3 separate regions of the Homo sapiens genome follow, and all the other regions are linked to region 1. Evidence: chromatin loops called from intact Hi-C (ENCODE). Cell type or tissue: mammary epithelial cell. All regions are shown on one strand. Links, peaks and the distances in the headings refer to the core of each region. The heading gives the core; the rest is flanking DNA. Region 1 overlaps RAB40C (RAB40C, member RAS oncogene family). Region 2 overlaps CAPN15 (calpain 15). Region 3 holds the start of MIR5587 (microRNA 5587).

Evidence for each region. A loop is a pair of places that touch in the nucleus more often than their neighbours do. Peaks named below come from ENCODE experiments on the same cell type or tissue, not always from the same donor. Only the 100,000 strongest peaks of a DNase experiment are listed, where the experiment ranks them.
Region 2: it touches region 1 in a loop (12-fold over the local background); 2 of 110 quality-filtered maps call a loop at or near these places.
Region 3: a loop joins it to region 1, with 5 times the contacts of the local background. A loop is called at or near these places in 3 of 110 quality-filtered maps.

The regions. Positions count from the first base shown.
Region 1 is chr16:609,334-613,921 of GRCh38, reverse strand. All of the region lies in intron 1 of RAB40C (RAB40C, member RAS oncogene family), which reads right to left. It overlaps LOC124903618 (a long non-coding RNA gene), which reads left to right. Exons shown (of 2, transcript XR_007064934.1): 1 at 1-3,068; 2 at 4,232-4,588. Among named protein-coding and RNA genes, the nearest start is that of WFIKKN1, 19 kb to the left of the region's middle. RefSeq lists an enhancer at 2,526-2,655. In mammary epithelial cell, for the core only: a CTCF peak has its summit at 2,651 (motif pointing right); a DNase peak (open chromatin) is centred at 2,801; H3K27ac peaks cover 312 bases.
Region 2 is chr16:545,431-550,018 of GRCh38, reverse strand. It overlaps CAPN15 (calpain 15), which reads right to left. Exons shown (of 14, transcript NM_005632.3): 4 at 1,732-3,202; 5 at 818-1,026; 6 at 548-731; 7 at 181-404. The coding sequence starts at 3,180. Among named protein-coding and RNA genes, the nearest start is that of MIR3176, 4.4 kb to the right of the region's middle. RefSeq lists a silencer at 4,035-4,202. In mammary epithelial cell, for the core only: a CTCF peak has its summit at 2,826 (motif pointing left); no DNase peak of the experiment used is centred there.
Region 3 is chr16:533,907-538,494 of GRCh38, reverse strand. CAPN15 (calpain 15) reads right to left here. Exons shown (of 14, transcript NM_005632.3): 2 at 4,497-4,549; 3 at 2,353-2,466. It overlaps MIR5587 (microRNA 5587), which reads right to left and starts at 3,179; the gene lies at 3,127-3,179. In mammary epithelial cell, for the core only: no CTCF peak of the experiment used is centred there; a DNase peak (open chromatin) is centred at 2,754; H3K27ac peaks cover 344 bases.

The DNA of each region.
Region 1 (4,588 bases), core at 1,151-3,650:
CCCCAGTGGTGCCCTTCACAGCAAGCCAGTCAGGAATCCTGCTCCTCAAGTCCAGGGCTATGCACGTCACCCAAGTCTAGACCTGGGTGCTGCCCACGACCCCCACCAAGGCCCCAAGACCATGCATTCCACCTGGGTCTAGACCTGGGTGTTGCCCACGACTCCCACTAAGACCCACATAAGGAGCTGAGTCCTTAAGGACTAAAGACAAACTATCCTCTGGGGAAAAAAATACGGAAATTATACTTTAAAAAAAGGGCAAAGGACTTGAATAGACATTTCCCCAAAGAAGAAAAACCGACGACCAAGAAGCAGTGAAAAGGCATTCCACATCATCGTTCAGCAGAGAAACCCATCCAAGCCACCACCGCACCACGATCCAGCCTCGCAGAAAAGGGCAACTGGCAGCAAGTGCCAGCCGGCGTGCAGAAGCCAGGCCCTCCATCCGCTGAGTGTGCTGCGTGCTGCTGCACTGTGCTCTTGATTCTACCGGCCAGGGCGGCAGTCCTGCTCTTGATTCTACAGGCGAGGGCGGCAGTCCCTGCTCTTCAATCTAAAGACGAGGGCAGCTGTCCCCTGCTCTTGATTCTACAGGCGAGGGCGGCTGTCCCTGCTCTTGATTCTACAAGCAAGGGCAGCTGTCCCTGCTCTTGATGCTACAGGCCAGGGCGGCTGTCCCTGCTCTTGATGCTACAGGCCAGGGCGGCTGTCCCTGCTGATTCTACAGGTGAGGGCGGCTGTCCCTGCTCTTGATTCTACAGGCCAGGGCGGCTGTCCCTGCTCTTGATTCTACAGGCCAGGGCGGCTGTCCCTTGCTCTTGATTCTACAGGCCAGGGCGGCTGTCCCTTGCTCTTGATGCTACAGGCCAGGGCGGCTGTCCCTGCTCTTGATTCTACAGGCAAAGGCGGCTGTCCCTTGCTCTTGATTCTACAGGCCAGGGCGGCTGTCCCTGCTCTTGATTCTACAGGCCAGGGCGGCTGTCCCGTGCTCTTGATTCTACAGGCCAGGGCGGCTGTCCCGTGCTCTTGATTCTACAGGCCAGGGCGGCTGTCCCTGCTCTTGATTCTACAGGCGAAGGCGGCTGTCCCTTGCTCTTGATTCTACAGGCCAGGGCGGCTGTCCCTGCTCTTGATTCTACAGGCCAGGGCGGCTGTCCCTGCTCTTGATTCTACAGGCCAGGGCGGCTGTCCCTGCTCTTGATTCTACAGGCCAGGGCGGCTGTCCCTTGCTCTTGATGCTACAGGCCAGGGCAGCTGTCCCTGCTCTTGATTCTACAGGCAAAGGCGGCTGTCCCTTGCTCTTGATTCTACAGGCCAGGGCGGCTGTCCCTGCTCTTGATTCTACAGGCCAGGGCGGCTGTCCCGTGCTCTTGATTCTACAGGCCAGGGCGGCTGTCCCGTGCTCTTGATTCTACAGGCCAGGGCGGCTGTCCCGTGCTCTTGATTCTACAGGCCAGGGCGGCTGTCCCTGCTCTTGATTCTACAGGCGAAGGCGGCTGTCCCTTGCTCTTGATTCTACAGGCCAGGGCGGCTGTCCCTGCTCTTGAATCTACAGGCCAGGGCGGCTGTCCCTGCTCTTGATTCTACAGGCCAGGGCGGCTGTCCCTGCTCTTGATTCTACAGGCCAGGGCGGCTGTCCCTGCTCTTGATTCTACAGGCCAGGGCGGCTGTCCCTGCTCTTGATTCTACAGGCCAGGGCGGCTGTCCCTGCTCTTGATTCTACAGGCCAGGGCGGCTGTCCCTGCTCTTGATTCTACAGGCCAGGGCGGCTGTCCCTGCTCTTGATTCTACAGGCCAGGGCGGCTGTCCCTGCTCTTGATTCTACAGGCCAGGGCGGCTGTCCCTTGCTCTTGATGCTACAGGCCAGGGCGGCTGTCCCTGCTCTTGATTCTACAGGCAAAGGCGGCTGTCCCTTGCTCTTGATTCTACAGGCCAGGGCGGCTGTCCCTTGCTCTTGATTCTACAGGCCAGGGCGGCTGTCCCTGCTCTTGATTCTACAGGCCAGGGCGGCTGTCCCGTGCTCTTGATTCTACAGGCCAGGGCGGCTGTCCCGTGCTCTTGATTCTACAGGCCAGGGCGGCTGTCCCTGCTCTTGATTCTACAGGCGAAGGCGGCTGTCCCTTGCTCTTGATTCTACAGGCCAGGGCGGCTGTCCCTGCTCTTGAATCTACAGGCCAGGGCGGCTGTCCCTGCTCTTGATTCTACAGGCCAGGGCGGCTGTCCCTGCTCTTGATTCTACAGGCCAGGGCGGCTGTCTCTGCTCTTGATTCTACAGGCCAGGGCGGCTGTCCCTGCTCTTGATTCTACAGGCCAGGGCGGCTGTCCCGTGCACACTCACAAGTGAAACAACACTCTTCAGGGAGGCACCGCGCTCAGGCCGTCAACACCCTTCCCGCACCTCCCTCCTCCGGTGGTTCTGTCAAGCAGGGACACAGGGACGGAGGGGCCTTGGTCATTTTGGTCCTGGCTGTTGAAGCCCCCATGAGGCTGACCTGAGAGGCCAAAGTTGGACACCACGATTGCCACAAAGGCCATAGCTGCTTCTCCTTGACGGTCACCTCGACGTGCCAATGTGGCCAAGCAGGCAGGCGCCAGCAACACCCACAAGACAGATGCTGATGGCCCGGGGACTCCCCTAGGCCACCCCTAGATGGCGCCATGGCCCAGGGCCACCAGGAGCCATGGCTGCTGCAAAAGGAACGGGGATGCCGGGAAAAGCCTGGGGACCACGTCACCCACCCACAGAGCCGGGGCCTCTAGAGCACCTTGCTCTTGAATCAGAGGCTGCTCTGGGATGCTCCTCCCGCTGGACGTCTGCGTCCCACCCATCCTGCAGGCTCCGCACCCGGTTGCCCACGGTGCGCGTCAGAACAGGATTCTCAGCAACAGTGAAGAGGAAAAGTGTAAGAAGACTATGAAACAACGTCCCCATGGATACCATTTAGACACAAACAGCGGCCTGTTCTCTAAGCACAGTCAGCCGAGTGTCTTGTTCCCAGCAAGCCACAGCCACTGACCACATGGAGCCCTCTGACCACACAGGGCCCCAGGATGTCACTCTGGAAAAGGTCTGGACTCTCAGAGGGACAGGTGTCAGGATCCTGGGGAGGGGGCCCTTGGCCTGGAAGGTCTCAATTATCCAGGCAGGGTCAGGGCAAGCAGGTGACGGGGTGGGGCAGGGCGGGGTAGAGGGAGGAGCTCCTGGAGGCACAGAGCAGTGACCCAGGAGAGGCCTGGAGCCCGCGCTGGGGGACGGCGCAGGGGCAGGGGCAGTGGGCTCCGGCTGCAGAGCTCAACACTACCCCATAAGGGGGTCCCTAGGCATCAGCTGTGACATATTCTCTTGGTGTGCTGTTCATTTTTACCTCCTGTTGAAATGTCTTTTCAAAAATAAGCTAAGCTAATACCCGGCTCAGTGAAAAGGCAAGGGCGCCAGTGAAGGTCAGCTGCTCCGTGCAGGCCCACTGAGGCCTCACGCAGCACCAGCAACTCCTGCCACCCTTCCCCCTGCTCTCCTCCTCATCTGCTGGGTGCCACAGGCCTTGCTCACCACCTCAGGTTTACTGTTCCCAATAACCCTCTTGTTCATCTAGCCCCAGCCAGGCGCTGCCTCTCAGCCGACCTGAACACAACCCCATGAGACACACGGCACTGTCCTGGTCAGAGCCGCTCCACAGGACAGGCGCTCTGACCTCAGGGGACAGAGGCAGGGAGGTCAGAACACCTGTCCTGCCACCAGAGCAAAGCCACCGGCGCCTCGGCTGCTGGTTCTGTCTACCGCACAGGGTGCCGCTTCCCCACCAGCTACAGGAGACCAAGTCTCAGCAAGCGGACTCCCAGCTGGGCTGGTATGAGGCTACATCTGGCCCTGGCCTGGCACCCGAGCCACCAGGCTGGTGCCGTTCACATCCCCACCCTCCCGTGGGACCCATTCTGTTTCCTAAAACCTTTTAAGGCATGGTCTTTGACCACATTGCTCTGGGTGGTCTTTTTCGTACTCTGTGGCCCTTGCAGTCTGGAGACACATCCTGACGTGCCTCAGCTCCCCCCTCCAGGCACACAGCTCCCGCCCTCCATCCTGAGCCGCGCCAGCCAGGGTGACCTCTGCAGGGACTGCCCAGTTGTTTTTTAATCTCTTTTTGTTCTATTTTCTGGGAGATGTCCTCAACTTTCTTTTCTAGCCCTTCTATGGCTTTTTTAAAATGTGCTGCTTATTTATAATTTCTAAAAGCTCCTTCCGGTGCTCTGAGCGTTCCCCTCTGGCAGCGTCTGGCTCTTCATTCGTGGATGCGGTATCTCTGATGACGCCAATGGTAAGATGTCCTTCCCTGAGCTCTTTTCCTGCCTGTCTGGGTCTTTCCTCACATTCTGGTGACCCTCAAGGACAGACCCTAGCCAGGAAGCTGGTGACTCTGGCTTCTAAGTTGGGGCTCTCGGCGGCGTCTCGTGGCCGCTTCTTTTGGGCTGACGGTTATCCTGCCATCATCCTGCCACGGGCTCCCATCTGCATATCAGGAGGCCCTGAGTTCCCAGGCAAGGAGGGGCTTGCTCAGGCCACCCTGTCCCCTGCCACCCTGTCCCCCACCAT
Region 2 (4,588 bases), core at 1,423-3,922, 64 kb after region 1:
CAGCCCCGCCCAGGGAGGGGGAGGTGATTGGGGCTGTGGCCTGGCCACGCGGGGTCAGCCCACGCCAGGGGCACCTCGTGGAAGCAGAACTGGGTCAGGGGCCACCAGCCCCACATCTCCCACCGCTCCGCCTCGCCTCTCCTCCCAACGCGGCTGACCACGCAGTGCCCCTCCTCTTACCCAGCCTCCTTAGAACTCAGCATTTTGGCCCAGATGAGGTCAGTGTCAACGGGCTCCTCGCGGGGGTTAGTGGAGCTGAGCTGCAGCGCCAGGCTCTCACAGGGGGCGCCGGTGAGCGTGGCCAGGCCTTCGATGGCGCGGCCCGCCTGGAGCGCAAAGTAGGAGCCGTGCAGCTTGGCCAGCGCCTTCTCGATGAGGGCCACCCACAGCTGCTTCCGCTGCGCCTGCAGAGGGCCGGGTCAGAGGCCACCCCCGCCCGCCCCCCACACTACCCGCCCTGGGAGAAGAGGAAGCAGCCGGCCTTGTTTTCGGGGCTGGGGTCAGAGGCTGCCCCTGCCGCCCGTGCCCACCCTGCAGGCCGCCCCACCTGTGAGAAGAGGAGGCAGCCGGCCTCATCACAGGGCAGCATGTCGTCCACCAGCACCGTGGTCCACGTGCCGTCCTTGCACAGCCGCACCTGGTAGGCGCCCTCTGCACACAGGCTGCGCGTGACCATCACCCGCTCCACCAGGTCCGGCCGCTCCGCCAGCACCGCCAGGGCGCTCAGGAACCTGCGCAGAGCCTCAGGGTGACCTCGCGGGGACCGCGGCCGGTCGCCCGCCCACCCGCCCCACCCCGGCCTTGGAGAAGGCCTCACCAGCAGTTCCCCAGCAGCCCCTGCAGGATGTCTGAGGGCCGCAGTGTGTGGAACACAGACCACGTGGCCCTGTGGTCCCTGAAGACGGAGCAGTTGATCTCCTGGGGTCGCAGCCACTGCCTCACACGCTGCTGCACGCTGTCACCCGCGGGGAAGCCGACAGACTCGGGCCCGGGAGGGAAGCTGTCATCCACGAAGCTCACATTGTTCTGCAGAGACCACGGCCATGTGCTCAGGCTGGGCAGGGTGGCCTCGCTCCACCTGGCAGGGACAAGACCCCACCCAGGAGAGCGCCCAAAAGCACTGCCTGAGCCCCAAAGGGACGGGTGGAGCGTGGACAGCCACAGACCTGGCGCCGGCCCTGTGTCGAGGAAGCCCTCAGCCCTAGTGGAGAGGCCACCGGCTGGCGACAGGTGAGGAGCAGGGGACGTGTGGGCCCAGGGGGACAGCGCAGCCCCCAGTGGGTGGCAGCACGACTCTGGCCCTGGCCCTGCTGGGGAGGGTGCAGGCTGCGCCCCAGTTGACCCGTGGGTGATGCCATCCTGGACTCTAGAGGGCGGAGCACGGGTACATCCCGACCTCGCACTTCAGCGGGGTCTCCACGCTGCCCCTGGGAAGCCCTCGCCTCCTGCGGCACATCAGACGGGGCTCGGGGCCCTCCTGGCCACGGTGGAGGGTTGAGGGGGGTGAAGGTCGTGCATCTCGGTCACCAGCAAGGACCAAGGGTCAGGAGGCCAAGCTGGACCCCAGGGCCATTGGGAGCTTGGAGCCTCGGGGCGGAGGGTGCTGCCCTCCCCATCACGTCTTAGGCCTTGTGGGCTCCTCCCCAGCCCATCGCCAGAGCCCAAAGCCTAGGAAGGGGAGGGCGGGAGCAGGAGGCTCAGGAGCAGGAAGAGGGCGAGGGGGCGCCTCACCTCCCGGCAGAAGGCCACGATGTTCTCCCAGAGTGCCTTGGCCTCGCCCTCGTCTGTCTGCCGCCGCTGCTCCACGTGCATGCTCTCCCTGCGCCTCAGGGGCGCGGCCCCCCGCCGCTGGGCCACCAGGAGCTGAGGCGTGTGGCAGGCGGCGCAGTGCTTGGCCCGCAGTGCGTTGAGCAGGGTACAGGCAGGGCAGGCCCACTGGCCCGGGCGCTCGGGCAGGACGCGGGCGGCCTTCTGGGCCGAGGACACCCGTCCGCAGCTTCTGCCGCAGGGGCTGGGCTTGTCGGCCCCACAGTCGGGGCAGTGGGTGGGGGGCTCGCCATGCTCCTGGAAGCCGTGCAGTTTGGAGCAGCCGCAGGCCGAGCACCTGGGGGCCACTGTGGGGTTTCTGAGCGTGCACTTGGCACATGACCAGGTGGTGAAGTCGGGGCTGGAGGGGCTGGCGGGCGTGTAACGCACGGTGTCTCCGGCCAGGTCAATGATGTCACTGCCCGAGGTGGAGCTGCCGGCCTCTACGCGGCTGGTGCCACCCTCCGTGGCCTCTTCCTCCAGCACACTCAGCCGCTTGCCAGACAGCAACTCTGCTAGGCGGGAGGCCCCAGCCCAGCCCGAGCCCTGGGGGGCTCCCCTGCAGCCGGCAGAGGGTGACGGCTGGGCAGCCTCAGGCACCGGTGGCTGCAGCTGGGGGGGAACCTCGCGTCGGCTGCGCGGCACGGGGTTGTTCTGCAGGGTGGACGAGAAGGGGCTGAAGGGCGGGACCCTGGGCGGCTCTGGTTCGGCAGCTGGGCCCTGGCTGGTGGCTGGGGGGTTGGCCTCGGCACCTTCCCCGGGGAGGCCAGGTGGAGGCGCGGCAGGCACGACGTGGAAGCCGGCCGGGGCCACCACTTCCGGGACCACCAGGGCCTCAGGAGGGATCCGTGGCAGCGAGAGCCTGCGTGGGCCCCCGCAGACGGAGCAGGAGCTGGCCACGGGCGTGTTGTGCAGCGTGCAACGCGGACACGCCCAGCCCCCTCTGGGCTCCGCCGCTCCCTCCTCCTCCTCCTGCTCCTCCTTCTCCTCCTCGTCCTTGTCCTCGCACTGCCCCCTGGCGGGCTCCGTGGCCACCAGCCCCGCAGTCCTCACTGGACCTGCTTCCTCCTGGCAGCTGCCCTTGGGCTCCCCCAGGATGGCGGGTGGCTTGGGGAGGACCCCGTTGAGGACTGGCAGGAAGGCAGCCCCAGGCGCAGGCTCCGGGGTGAAGCCGCACACCTCGCAGGCCTCCTTGCCCAGGAAGTTGCGGAAGGTGCAGCGGGCGCAGGGCCATTTCTGCTCCTCCACGCTGAGCCGCAGGATGTGGTTGAGGTCGGGCTTGTGCCGGGGAGCCTCGCAGATGGAGCACTGGCGCTGGCCGGCCGGGTTCAGGAAGGTGCAGCGCACACAGGACCACTCTCCGACCGTGGCCATAGACCCGGGCGAGTGGGTGTGGCTGCAAGGGAAGGTGCTCATCAGGGCCACCCTGTGAGGTCCTGAGTGGCTGGACCCCACCCTCCTCTCGGCCTGGGGAAGGCACCCGTCTGTGGCTGCAGAGCTACGGGGCCGAGGGCCTAGGGCTGAGCATTTGAGGCAGGCGGCGGTGGGGGCTGCCTCCACCCAGAATGGATCCATGGCTCAGGGCCCCTCTTGCCCGTTGGAGGCTCAGCAGACCCCTTGAGCCACACAGGATCCTACAGAGAGGGCTGAGCACCCCACAGCCGGGCTGCTGTTCCAGGGCACTGCTTTCTCTGTCACCAGGCCTGTGGACGGCAGATAGCAGGGGGTCCCGGCCAAACTCAGGACCAGGTCGTCCTGGGCGTGGAAGAACAGGTGCTCAGACCTACGGAAGGGCAGGTGCATGGGCCGGGGCCTGGGGAAGGCACAGGCTGATCTGAGCAAGGGGCCTCCCCACACCACAGCACAGCCTCCGAGACAGACTGGCTGCTCTGCCTGGCAGAAAAATCAATTGTTCTTGTAAATATGGCCTGAATCTTGTGCTCCATCTAAACCCTTTTGGTTCAGGAAGAAAGAAAACCTGCCTCTTCATAAGAAGCACAAAAACAAAAAGTCTCCGCGAGCAACACGGGTGTTCTGTGGAGCCGAGCGAACTCCGTGATGCTGCCTTCCCTGCGCTCAGCCCCGCGTGGCGAGGGCTCTGAGCTGCCCCTGGCAGAGTGGACGGGGGTGGACTGGGCCCGGCGAGGCTCAGGGCGTCCAGCTGGAGCAGAGAGACCCAAGGCCGGGAATCTGCTCTAACAGCGGGCTTCTGTGAAAGCCCAAGCAATCTGCCCGTAGACAGCCAGGCCTCTCCCCGCCATCACCACTCGGAGAAGGGCATGGATGCAGCTGTGGCCGGCGGGCTCCCGGCCGCACCTGCACGTTCCTCGGCCTGGCTGCCGAGGCGGCACAGCCCAGGCGTCCGGCCTGGGCCCCTGTGGGTGGCACAGTGGCCATGATCTTTGCAGCCCCCACTCCGGGAGGTGCCTTCACAGACTCTGCACCCCGCTGACCGCAGGTGCAGGCAGAGGTGGGCTGGGCCTCCTGGGACACACCCTCCCTTTGGCCCTGTAGTTGTCACCGACTAGCAAGGACAGCCTCACCAGCTCCAGAGAGGAGAATGAGAACCCGGGTCCCCAGGACCAAACAATCGCCAGCGGGGTGTGTCTGCTGGGAGACACCTTTCGGAGTCATCCTGGCAAAACCCAGGTGGGTCAGGAAGACGTCTGCACTTCAGGAGGGTTTCAATGAAGTCAGAACAAGGCCTAAAGTTCAAACGTGGCCCCGGGACACGGGTGAGGAGGGCGAAGGCAGGCCACGGCCCTTCTGTGGCTGGAGACGC
Region 3 (4,588 bases), core at 1,283-3,782, 76 kb after region 1:
TTGAAGCATTGCGGGCCCTGCACCCTGGAGACCCTGCCATCCTGTGGTGGCTCAGGCCTGCCCCGTAGGCAGAACGGTCACAGGACACACGGGGCCAGTGTGGGGTGCGGACCAGAGCCCAGCCCTAAGCCTGGTCCAGCCCGCAAGTCAACAATGGCTTTTACATTTTTAAATGGTTGGAAAAAAATCAAAAAAAAAAACAATACTCTGTGAGAGGTGGGAGTTCCATGAAATTCAGGCCTCGGGGTCAGCAGGGCACAGCCTGGCTCACTCGCCTGCAGGCGCTTCTCCACAGGGACCACCCTGTACTCACACCTGCCCTCGAAGGGGCACCTGGCGGCCACGCCGGAGAGCGCCGCGCAGTGTGGACGGGGCCACGGGAGTCGTGGCGGATCTCCTGGTATCCACGTAAGACAGGTGGAAAGGAACAGACAAAACAAGCCTTGGCGACGTGCTCTGTGTGATCCGAGGTATCTGAGACATCGCTGCGTCCGTGTGAAGCGAACGTAAAACATGACGGAGACATCCAGGACCCGTTCTCCAGGCCGGGTCTCTGGACGTGCCACACTACAGGCCCTGCAGCCACCAGTGCTGGCGGCCTCCACAAGGGGCAGCGCTCAAACATGCAGGACGCAGGCGAGGTCCACGGGGTCTCGAATGCCACACGGAAGCAAGGCCGGGAGCCCAGCACGCACGGAGCAGGCTCGCTAGCAGGGAGCCCACGCATCAACCCAGGGCCTCTCGCGTGGCTACGCCAGACGCCGGAACCACCCAAACGGCCCCTGCGTTCCCCAGCCCAGGCCACGCAGGAGTCCCTCACGGGAGACGGGTTGGGCATTTCCGACACTCCCCTTCTGTAGCCAAACCCTGAGCGGGTCAGGGCGGGGCAGGGCTTGGGTGGGAGCGGCGACTAGCGGAGGTGCCACGGGACAGAAGCTGCTTGCACTGGGCCCTGAGCTGGTTTGGCTCTGACAGGAGCCCTGCCCGTTCTGTGTGAGGACTGCACACCTGCCAGGGCCAACCTCAGCTCCTTCGCCACTCACCCACCCACGCACTCACCCACGTGGCACCTGGGGTCACGCGTGCCGCTAGAAACACAGGCTCCTACCAGGCCCCGCCTGCTCCTCACTGATGCCTTTAGGCCCAAGGCAGAAGTGGTGCCCAGCTGCACCCAGGGCAGGAAGCGAGCTGCTCACCAGCCTCCTGCTCCCCTGCGCTCACTCAGAAAACCTTTCTTGAGCTGGAGCCAGTCTCAGGCAACTGACCCTGTGGGCCCCATCTGGACAGGAGGGAGGCCTGTCCTAGGAGAGCAGGGACAGCACAGTCCCCTCCCGTGGGTGCTCGGAAGAGAAGAGAGGACCCTGCAGAGAAAAGCAAACGTCCCTGTCACAGAGGCTGGACAGCTGGCTCTGTTAAGCCCTCTCCGGGGTTTTTCCAGCACACGCCAGGGGATCTCCAGAGATGGTATCGCTGAACCGCCCCGATCCGCTGCCAGAGGAGTCAAGAGCCCCGTGAGGGGTGCCGGGGGCCCTGCCCTGGCTGGCGAGGCCCACTAAGGAGCAAGAGCTCCCGGGACACAGCTGCCAGCCACGTGCCAACCTGAGGGTCCCATCGCAAGGGTGACTGTGGGAAACTGGCACCGATGCTCTTCCCGAAATCCACCCTGCTGGCCTTCCCGAGTGCAGCTGTGGGTCCTGGGTCCCCCTGTGTTCCGTCCACTCATGATGGACAGATGCTAGTACAGGATGAGCAGCTACGGAAAAGGCTCCCAGGCCAGGTGCAGTGGCTCACGCCTGTAATCCCAGCACTGTGGGAGGCCGAGGTGGGTGGATCACGAGGTCAGGAGTTCAAGACTAGCCTGCGCAAGATGGAGAAACCCTGTTTCTACTAAAAACACACAAAAAATTAGCTGGGCGTGGTGGCGGGCGCCTGTAATCCCAGCTACTTGGGAGGCTGAGGCAGGAGAATGGCCTGAATCCGGGAGGCGGAGGTTGCAGTGAGCCGAGACCGCGCCACTGCACTCCAGCCGGGGCGACAGAGCGAGACTCCGTCTCAAAAAAAAAAAAAATAGGCTCCCAGCCCGCGTTCCCCTAGAGGGAGGGAACTGCATTTAGGAGGAAGACTCCGATGGGAGGGCCCCAGGAAAGAGGAGCAAGAAGTGGTGGGAAGGAGGGAGGGCAGCACCAGCAGCCACCCCCAGGGACAGCGCCCAGCCAGGGCTGACTGCATCTCGGCCGTGGGTGCTGGCTCCGGCCAGACCTCGGCAGGGGGGTTATCATGTCCAGGGCCACTGAGGACAGCAGGGACAGGGCCTGCTGCGGCCAGCCAGAGGCTCTTGGGAGGAACGCTCACCTGCCACTCCCAGGTCCGGCCCACCTCAGGGCCTGGGCACACGTGAATCACCCAGTGCAGTGGCCCCGAGGACGCAGGTCAGGTCAGTCCGTGGTTCCCATCCTGGCTCCCTGTCTGAATAACCGGGGGGGGGGGGGGGCGTGCAGGGGCACTGTCACCAAGGAGTGTGCCCAGGCCAGGCCGAGGGACAGCAGGGTGAGGCCCCCGCAGAGCATGCCGAACTCTGACCCCTGACCCCAGGGACATGCCCTGGGCCGCTGCTGCTCCTGTAGGGCCTGCCGCCGGCCAAGCATCTGTGCTGCTCCCGTGAGCTGCATGTGCCCCCCGGGCCTCTGCTGTGGGCCAGGCTGTTTCAGGTGCTCGCGAATGGGAACCAGCAGGAGCCGTGACCACAGGGCTGACTCTCAGGGCGGCGCCTCAAGAGTGGCCGTGACTCATGACTGCCACAGAGCCAGGCTGCAGCCACGCCCGCCTCTGGGCTCCCTGGAGGGGCAGGGTGCGGAGGGCCCCGGGCTGTGTGGATCCATGCCTGACCCCCACAAGTCCAACTGTGCAGCTCCCCGCCCTCCCTGGGAGCCGATGCCCTAGTTTTAAACGGGGCGGTGGCCTAGATCCAGCCTCAGAGAATTGCAGAGGTGAGGCCGCCACTGCCCTGTGGGGACAAGTGGTTAATGAGCAGGGCCAACTGGCCGGTCCCTGTCCTGTATGCCACACACACACCCCGTGAGGGCAGCAAGGAGCATCCAGCCAGGGGACGTGCACGAGAAGGGCCAGGATGATCACACTGCCCGGGGCTCAGCACAGGGCTGAGTCCCGGAGGTGACCATTGCCGCCCCGCTCCATCTGCGGCCACTGAGGTCTGCTGGGGGTCTCTGGTGCTGGCCTTGACAGCCCACCCGTGGCAGGACAGGGTCTCGAGGTGCCTCTCGGTAGGTGGTGGGCTCAGTGGGGGTGACCCGTGGGGACGGAACGCATGCTCCTGAGGCTCCAGTGGATGCAGGCAAAGGCACCTCCCGGGGTCAGCGTCCCTACCTGGGGAGCTGGGAGCCCACATGGGAGCAGGGCTGGCACAGCGACCCCCAGCCTTGCGCGGGCGGCACCCACAGCTGTGTCCACTCCGCATACACTCCTCACTGTCTCGCTAACTAATCATGTACACGGCTGTACCCCCGAGCCCTCCCCTGCCCCGCAGGTGACACAGGCGTGTCCCACTCACACAGCACCTGCTCCTGGGCCCTACATCTCCGTCAATCTTTCACAGAGCCATCTTGCCACCATGGGAACCACAGCGACCCCAACAAGGATGCCCCGGTGTCACCCCTGCCCGAGCTGGGGGTGTGGGGGGCAGCAGATGGAAAGCGGGGGCCCCTGTGTCCAGGCAGCTGGTGGCCTGGCCTTGCCCCACGGCAACCCCACTGCGCCCTAAAACTGCACCCACCAGACCAGAGGCTGCTGGTCCAGGCAGGAAACAAGAGCCAGCCACTACCGGGACGAAGCTCAGTCGGTGCCCACAACCTGAAGACAGGCAACTCTGCCTTTGTCCCCACTGACGCTAAGGCCCCTGTGGAGGAGATGACCCCAAGGACAGGAAGCTCCTGCATGAGTCGGGTGGGAGGGCTGAGGACAGGGCTTCCCATCGTCCCTACAAGAAACAAGGCCAGGGCCCCGCCCTGGGGGAGGACGTGGACTCCGACCGCCCGCCCCAAATGACAACTGGCAGGACAGCATTCTCCAGAAACAGGTGCAGGCCGCTCCCCAGGGACCAGGCACCCTCCTGGCTGAGGATAGCGGTGGGGGCCGTGCACAGGCTCCTCACCAGCCCCAGCCCCAGCGCTGCCGTGGGGATGGGGAGCTCCATCTGGGGGCCGGGGCCACAGCACAGGGGAGGTCCCCAAAGGGACAAACACCCCTGTCGGGACCCCGGGCCGCCCTCACCGTCGCCTCCCACGACAGGACCACGGCCCAAACGGCTGGGAGAACGAGGCTCTTCAGGGCAGGCAGGGCTGCCGGCCTCCAGGGGTTCTGTGAATCAAGGGCTCCGAGAGGCCCCCCAGCCGTGGGCACTCCAACCCTGCTGCTCCACAAACAGTTCTGCAGCGCAAGCAAACCCATAAACGAGCCGCAGGGCTTGGGAACAAACTCACCTGAAGCTGCAGCAAGCTCCCAGGCCCTCTCTGTGCCGCGTCTGGGCTGCTGCCTAGAAAGGGAGGCATTTAATCAGGCACCTCAGCTTCCA